2 separate regions of the Mus musculus genome follow, and region 2 is linked to region 1. A link is a contact called in ENCODE Hi-C or POLR2A ChIA-PET data. All regions are on one chromosome and are shown on one strand. Each heading gives the region's core, a stretch centred on a gene start or an enhancer-like site at or near the end of the contact. The rest is flanking DNA. Distances are from core to core; before and after follow the strand shown.

Region 1 (4,030 bases), core at 831-3,330:
CCACTTTTAAACATCTTAGAGGTTTTTACCCAAAAGAGGGTGCAAATTTCTCATGAAAAAATAATATCAGTAACTTATGAAATTTTGTTGCTCATGCCAGTGTTTAAATCCTGTAGTTGCTGTAACTTAGAGCAGCGTGTGACACGTGTGTGAAATCATTCCTGTCTGTGAGGCCGAGTTAAAAGCCCTTTGCTTCTTTAGAGCAGACTCAGAAAGGAACTGAGGTAGAGAAATAGGCTTAAGATAGGGGGTTTCTGTTTGGGGTAACCAAATCAAACTAAGATAGGATACTTTAAATGAAACACCAAGTTTGTGTGTACAGTCGCCTAACTCTAGATTGCTTCTACTCTAACACAGCTCATAGGATGTTCCATGACCTGATCAAGTTCAGACTTTGTATAAGGTAGTTAAAGTTTAATCAGGGTTTTCAAAGGAGGGTTTACTGATCTCTGTGTTTCTGTGTCTCTGTCTCTGTCTCTCTGTCTCTCACACACACATGCAGACACGCACACCCATCACTAAGATTGCTCACATCTCAGGCTCTGTCTCTCTGTCTCTGTCTCTCTCTGCCCCTCTGTCTCTCTGTCTCTGTCAGTCTCTGTCTCTCTCTGTCTGTCTCTGTCTCTGTCTCTCTCTCTCTTACACACACACACACACACACACACACACACACACGTAGAGCTCTGCCCTCACATAGGGAGCAGTGGCTGATAAAAGGGAGGGGTACATAGATTTCCGTCTCTAGTCTCTGCGGTGCCTGTGTCTTTTCATGACTTGTGTGCATTTAGTGAAGGGGATGGCATGACAATAATGCAAATCGTGGAGATGGGAGGACAGACAAAGGGGAGCCATGCTACACTACAGCAATGTGCTTAAACTATCCCTTACTCAGCAGAAATTTATCTCACCAAATCCTATACATAAAAGGTCTGAATTAAGGTAAAACTTAGGAATTAGGGTTTTAAAAAATTCACTCCCCAGAATGGCAGCTCCAAACAGAAAGGTCCCGTGTTTTTTGTTGTTTTGTTGCTGATTTTGGAGTGTTTTATTTTGCTTGCCCGATTCTTCTTTCTGTGGCTGGGTTAAATTCTGAACTCAGGCTTCTGCACCTGGCACTTTCTCCCCACAAAAAAAGCACAGGACGTGAGCCTCTGCTGCACAGACAGGCCTATAGTGACAGCAAGGTATGCATACCACTCGGGCAGAAATTAACAGGACAGCAACCTTGTAACACAGTAGTCACCAAGTGGAGGTGTGACTCCTTGGAGACATTTCACATTTAAGCCACATCCTCTGAAATATAAGAAAAAGGATAAACAGAGCTGACATGCTGGAGAGTGACCCTGATAAATGGGACACAGTGCTGGGTGTGGTGGCACACAGCTGCAGTCCCCACGCTCAGGAGCCTGAGCTTCGTACAGAGCGTCATCCCAGCCACGACTACACAGTCAGACCCTGCCTCTAAAAAATAAGAATTAAATTAAAAAGTACAAAGGTAGGGGCCCAAGAATGGAGCTCCTGGTTGGTGCTTGGCTAGCACAAAATAAAACCAGGCGTGGTGTCTCAACTCAGAAGGAGGAAACAGGAGAATCCGAAGTTCAACTTTATCCTTAGTTATAGAGTGCGTTCGCTGTATAGAGAAGTAGAAGCAGGGGTGAGGATGGGGCTTCATTCTTAAAGGTGGTTGCTTTTCTTACCTGGGAAGATACAATCGCGCCACACCTATGGTCTCAACACCACTATTTCATGTATGTCTGGATTATTTACTTTATGAAACACATGCTTTAGATGCCAGTGACAGTGGGGCAAAGTTTGTCTGGCTGCAGGGGTGGGAGGTAGGTATCAGGGTTTGTCTACTGACATCAACACCACCAGTTTCTTACTCCTATGTGACTCTTGCTCACTTAGAACTGAGGGAGTTAGGCAGTAGTTTTTGAAGGTTTCAAGGCTTGGGAGTTCAGTCTTTCTTACAAGTTATGCTTAATAAAACGTCTTCACAACAATGGGCTTAGGAAGCACCCTGCTGTTGACAAGTGTGTGACCTGGAACACCAGGCACATTGGCCACGTGGCCCAGTGGCCCAGGGCCACAACTGAGAAGTCAGCAGCTGTGCATGCTAAATTGAGCTCTGTCATTAACCTGCTGAGGGACCTTCTAAAAAGTGCTTGATTCCAGCCATGAAAATAAACATAGGTGCCACGGCTAGAGCTAAAGAAAACCGGGCCGTGTGCACAAAGCAAACCAAACTCCCTGCACTCTGTGTCTCCTTTCCTTCTTGTTAGAGAGACAGGGGCTTTGGAGTGACACATCGTAGGCTCCTGTCCTAGTCTTCAAAAGGCCAATATGAGTGAATGGACATCAGTGGGGGGAACAGCCAGTGTGTGTAGGGGCGCAAACTCTATAGCACTGTGAGGTTTCTTCAGGACTCCAACTCTCCTGTCTGCTCATGTGTGGTCATACTATGTCATGTGTGTTCATACACCATCTTATGTACACACACCATTATGTGTGCTTATACTCCTTCATGTGTACTCACACTCTGTCATGTATGCTCACATGCCATCATGTGTGCTCACACACCATCATGTGTGCATACGCCATTATGTGTACTCACCTTCTGTCCTGTGTACTCACACTTGGTCATGTGTGCACACACCACTGTGTGTGCTCACCCTCTGTAATGTGTACTCACACACCATCATGTCTGCTTACATGCTATCATGTGTGCTCACACTCTGTCCTGTCAGTCATGTGTGCTCACACTCCATCATGTGTGCTCACACTCTGTCCTGTCATGTGTGCTCACTCTCTGTCATGTGTGGTCACACTCTGTCATGTGTACTCACACTCTGTCCTGTCATGTGTGGTCACACTCCATCATGTGTTCTCACTCTCTGTCATGTGTTCTCACACTCTGTCCTGTGTACTCATACTCTGTCATGTGTACTCACACTCTGTCCTGTCATGTGTGCTCACACTCTGTCATGTGTGCTCACACTCTGTTATATGTGCTCACACTCTGTCATCTTTTCACCATCTTGGCTCTGCATCAGACTGAGCCTTCTTCCCTCCTCTTCATCTTTCCCTTTTCTCCCCCATTCCATCTTGGTTTTCCTTTTTGTCACTGAAGAGCAGAAGGAAGCCATGCCCTCTCACTGTCTTTATTTCCCCCTCCACAGTTAGGCATGCCAGAGCTCTAAACTCCTAATAACGAGGCAGGGAAAGAGAGAAGATAGATTTCAGGTCCATTAAATCCCAGTCCTGGGAAGGATTGTCTAGATTAAGCTTTGTTTCTGACAATGTTTTTGAGTGGTTAAGTTAATTGATGAGGGGGACCCATCTTCACCGTGGCCAGGACCATTCTCTGAGCTGCATAAAATGGAGATAGCATGCCTCTTCTTCCTTTGGATTTAATATGGTGCTCCTTCTAGTTCCTGCCACTGTGATTCCCTGTTGCTACAGCCTGGAATCATGAGCCAAACAGACCCTTTCTCTGGTAAGTTGCTCTTGCCCTAGCATTTTACCATAGCAGCAAGAGAAGGAACTATGGGAGAACACAGCATGAAGACCTAAGTCAGGTCCCCGTGGCCCACTGAAATCCCAGGTGCCATCACCTGCATATAACCCGGAGCTCAAGATCATGCAGAGACACACAGAGAGCACAGTGGCCAACCACCCCAGCCACATTAATGAGTTCCAGGTTCAATGATAGACCCTTATCTCAAAAAAGAAAAGGTGATCGATTGTGGAAGATGCCTCTGGGATCAACTGCTGTCTGCCACAACACCCACATGAACGTGTCCATAAAACATCCCTGCCCCCCCCCAACACACACCCCCAAAGAGAAAATAATGCTGGCTCATGCTATTTCTACTCATAATGCCAAAGTTCAATGATTTAGAAGTATTACTGCTTCTTTTATATTTCTCATATGTAAAAATGGGACTCATGCTTGTCTCTACAATCATAGTAGTCAGGGCACATGGTAAATGTGATTGTATAGAAAAAGCCACTATTTCATCTATGCAGG
Region 2 (4,131 bases), core at 229-2,728, 86 kb after region 1:
CTGTGGTTACCTCCGGGATCAAGGAGCTGAGGAAAAGCCAGGCATTCCTCAATCCACCAGGGAGGCCCTGCTTGGACCAACCATCAGGAAAATTTTTTTCTTTCCTAACAACCAAATACGTGAACAGAAGAAAGGAAAATACAATTCACAGTAACTATCTGGAAGTAAAGTTGGAACCAACTATTTTGAGCACTTTCCATAGTAATATAAATAAATCCACATGAAAGTGTCCAGGAAATAAAACATACACTTCATATAAGGCACACATTCACAAGATTCTGAGGCAATAAGAAAATCACATTTTACTGCAACCTAGCACAGAAGCCCTAAGAATATAGACCGTTTTAAAGACTGGTTCTTTCATGTATTTGATGCCTAGCTTAGAACACATCTGCTGACCTTAGCCCTCAGTTTCCCCGTGTGGGTTACGGACCTGGCAGGTTTGTGGATTCTGGGCTCCATCCACTGGGCTGGCAGGATCAGCGGGAACAGGGGAGGTGTGTCGCTCACCGCTGTGTTTCAAGCACCTAGTGCAGAAAGGAAAGGGCGTTTAGAATGTGCTTGGTTAATTAAACAAAAAACAAAAATCAAAAAAACGGTCGACTGACTTAGGTGTTCAGTAAAAAAGATAATGGCTCCAGGCCCATACCCTCCTATTTTCTTTGCCTTTGCCTTGCTAAACGGGTGAACCTTTGCTCTGTTCCAAAGGCTCTCTAGCTGAACCTGGGAGAGGCTCCCGCGCTTCCGCAGCAGACCCAGTAAGAACCGGTGCAGGCCCAAGGTCTTGGCAGTCCATGAGCTTAGGGCATCTGCGGTTAGCCATCCTTACCCCCTAGGTCGAATCCTCCACAAGATGGCCGGAACAGGAAGGCAGGGGGCATACTTTCCTGTTCCCCTACTCCCACCCCAGACTGGGTTCCCAATCCTGTGCAGCCTATGTTCTGGGCACACTGCACTGTACTGCTGGCCTGATGAACCCGAAAAGACAAAGGCTTGGGAAGCCGGGTTGAGGGGAGCTGCAGATCTGCAGTCTTGCGGATCTCAGCAGACAGAATAGGGAAGAAGGCCCGACTTCGCCAACAGAGATGCGAGATGCTCTGTGTGGCTGAAGTCCGGCGGACGCCCGGAGCATCCTAGACCTCGGCTCACCCCAGCTGCGCGCTCCTGGGCGAAAGCCGGGCGCTGCAAGGCACGGGGAGTCACGGGGGATCCAGATCCCGGGATTGCTGCTGGCGCAGAGGCGGGGCTCGCCGAGGCCGAGGAGCAACTGAGCAGCAAGAGGCAGGCGGCTCCTTCTTCCAGGGCGCAAGATAAAGCGTGTCTGGTCCGGGCAAGTTGTGACGAGGCGGGTAGCCCAGCGTCGCTCCTTGTCCTCCCAGGCTCCAGGCCGTGGGTGGTTAAGGCTGCCCCACCCCCCTCCCGCCCCCTCCCCTCTACGGTCTTCTGGTGGCCTCTTCTCTCCGCTTACCCGGCTCCTCTGGCAGCTGGGCGGGACCGCCCGCGCCTAGACCGCAGCACTAAAAAAACGCTCCTCCAATCCCGCAGCTGCTGCAGACACGTGATGCTACGCTGAGCTCTGTTGCTGGCTCTGGGTGCTAGCCCCGGGAAGACTTTTTCAAAAAGAACCCAGATTCACTTCTACAGGGTAGTAATTCTCTCTTTCAGCTCGCTGATTCCTCTGAAGGGCAGCTGTGATTTTTCTTCCCAGAAAAGTTGCATTTTAGCTGGAGATGCCTGCAGATAAAAGAGAGCTTCAAGGGTCTAATGCGGATGTGCTCTAGAGCTAAGAAAAGGTGTGAGCGCCTCTTTAACCTGAAGTTGGAACTATGATCCTGCTGGAGAGGAAGGATCCCCGTATGCTCAATAGTGCCTCTCATAAAAACACCCTATCTAAGGGGATGATATTCACTCACGATGAGTGTTGGATTCTGAAACTAACAAGATGACAGAGCAGAAGTCGGCAGGAACTAGGTTTTTAACACACTTGATGGAAGTCCGTATTCTGCCTTGAGAAGGCTAGGCTGATGGGTTCCATGGCAGGCTTCAGATTAGCAGTTAAGGAGACTAGGCCTAAATCTCTGTTTTTAAGAACTGGGCAATTGGTCCAGGCAAGTCCAGGCCTCAGAAGCTGCCCTGACAGCTGGTCTGAGGCAAGGACAATGGGTCAGCAACAATTTCCAGACCTCCCCAGCTCCCACACCCTGGTAATGGAATGCCCATAGAGATGGACCTAACAGATGGAGGTCACCTACCTCAGCATCCCTTAATGTGCTTTAAATCCGGCCTGCGAGCTCACTTGGTTGACTCTCCATCTTGGAAGTGGGAGAGCCCAGCATGGTGGACTTCTGCAGAATAAAACATTCTGCGTTTACATACTATTTGAGTCCAGGGTATCATTCTTTGGCAAATCATGGACCCTTGCAACCTGAAAACTATCTTATAGCTGGTCTTTCAGTTAACTGAGATCTATTTAAATTCAATTCGAAGAATTAGAAGAAATCACAAATGCGGGAGATATTAGCACAAAATAATGTGCTGGTTAGTTTTCATCAACTTGACATTAACTATGGTCACCTAGGAATACAGAACCTAATTAAAGAATTGCCTCCATCAGATTGGCCTGCAGGCATGTCTGTGGGGCATTTCCTGTGTTACTGTTTGATATGGGAGGGCTCAGCTCACTGTGGGTGGTTCCACTTTTGGGCAGGTGATCCTGAATTCATTCTCCCCCTCCTCCTCTCCCCCTCCCCTCCCCCTTCCCCTCCCTTCCCCCTCCCCCTCTCCCATCTGATTGAACTTGAGGAGTAAGCCAGTAAGCAGCACTTCTCAGAGGTCTCTGCTTCAGATTCTGCCTCCAGGTTCCTTCTTAAGTAACTACCCGGGCTTCCCTTCTTGATAGATTGTGTTCTGATAACCAAGCCAATGTAAAGCAAGTGAGCCCTTTCCTTCCCAGGTTGCTTTTGGTCACAGCTGTTGTTATGGTTTATGTATGTTCAGCCCAGGGAGTGGCACTATTAGAAGATGTGGCCCTGTTGGGGTAGGTGTGGCCTTGTTGGAGTAGGTGTGCCACTGTGGGTATGGGCTTTAAGACCCCCATCTAGCTGCCTGGAAGCCAGGATTCTGCTAGCAGCTTTCAGATGAAGATGTAGAATTCTCAGTTCCTCCTGCACCATGCCTTCCTGGATGCTGCCATGTTCCCACCTTGATGATAATGGACTGTACCCCTGAACCTGTAAACCAGCCCCAATTAAGTGTTGTCCTTATAAGAGTTGCCTTGGTCTTGGTGTCTGTTCACAGCAGTAAAACCCTAACTAAGACAGCTGTTATCTCAGCGACAAGAAAGTAACTACATGATACGTAACAGTTACCTCTGAGAATGAAACATTCCAAGCTGCGGGGAAGCTCTTTAAGCAGAAAGGTAGACAACTCAAAAGAACTTCAAGAAGTCCCTGAAACTGACCAGATTCACTAGGCTCCTCCCCACCATAGTAAGCAATAAAAGTTGAGAGTCCTTCTCAGACAGGGTTAAGCTGTGAAGACTCTCAGACAAGACTAGCTGTAAAGAAGATTCTGAGACCAGACCAGCAGCTGGGGAGAAGCAGAAATCAGCAGACTTTCCATGGAAGAAGTTTAGAACAGTCACTTGGAAAGGGCTCTCTCCAATCTGGTGAGTTCTCTGCAGGCTGTGCAGTGTGCCCCTGGTTCCCCACTTTTGTGAGCTGTCTCCCATGCAGGGGTGGCCCTTGGTGGTGCAACAGGGTCATTTCTGCTCCTATAAGTAACTTCAATAAAATTCATTGGTTCACCAAGTTGTATTTTTGGGGTATCATAGGTTGGTCTGCTATGATGTTCTGATAGATTTGTGTTGCATTTCCTCAGAGAAAGCCTTTCACACAACACCAGGACATAGATCGACAATCATTTTTAAATGAAATGTCTAAACAAATGTACTAAAGGATTTCAAAGTGTTAATAGTGTGTATTATACAAAATATCCATAATTTGTTATCTAAGAAATCCACTTTAACTAGGCATGGTGGTGCACACCTTTAATTCCAGAACTTGGAATTCATAGACAGGAGGATCTCTGTGAGTTTGAGGCCTGCCTAGTCTACATAGTGAGTTCTAGGAC

Evidence for each region. Hi-C counts contacts between places; a loop is a spot of excess contacts on that map. ChIA-PET counts read pairs that join two places held with the same protein, here RNA polymerase II (POLR2A).
Region 2: a map of T-helper 2 cell shows a loop between it and region 1 (2.3-fold over the local background). The contact joins the promoter of Dzip1 here to the enhancer-like site in region 1. A Hi-C loop is called at or near these places in 8 of 37 maps with a recorded cell type or tissue (CH12.LX, T-helper 2 cell, gastrocnemius and 3 more). POLR2A ChIA-PET finds 5 or more read pairs at or near these places in 1 of 5 experiments (Patski).

Annotation. Positions count from the first base shown.
Region 1 is chr14:118,837,539-118,841,568 of GRCm38, forward strand. It overlaps a transcript of Cldn10 not described here. Among named protein-coding and RNA genes, the nearest start is that of Cldn10, 15 kb to the right of the region's middle. Within about 2 kb of position 2,081, at least 1 of the 3 ENCODE cell types and tissues checked has a DNase peak (open chromatin) inside an H3K27ac peak, as active enhancers do; it is gastrocnemius, where a contact is called at or near this core.
Region 2 is chr14:118,923,992-118,928,122 of GRCm38, forward strand. Dzip1 (DAZ interacting protein 1) reads right to left here and starts at 1,479. Exons shown (of 22, transcript NM_025943.3): 1 at 1,150-1,479; 2 at 434-527.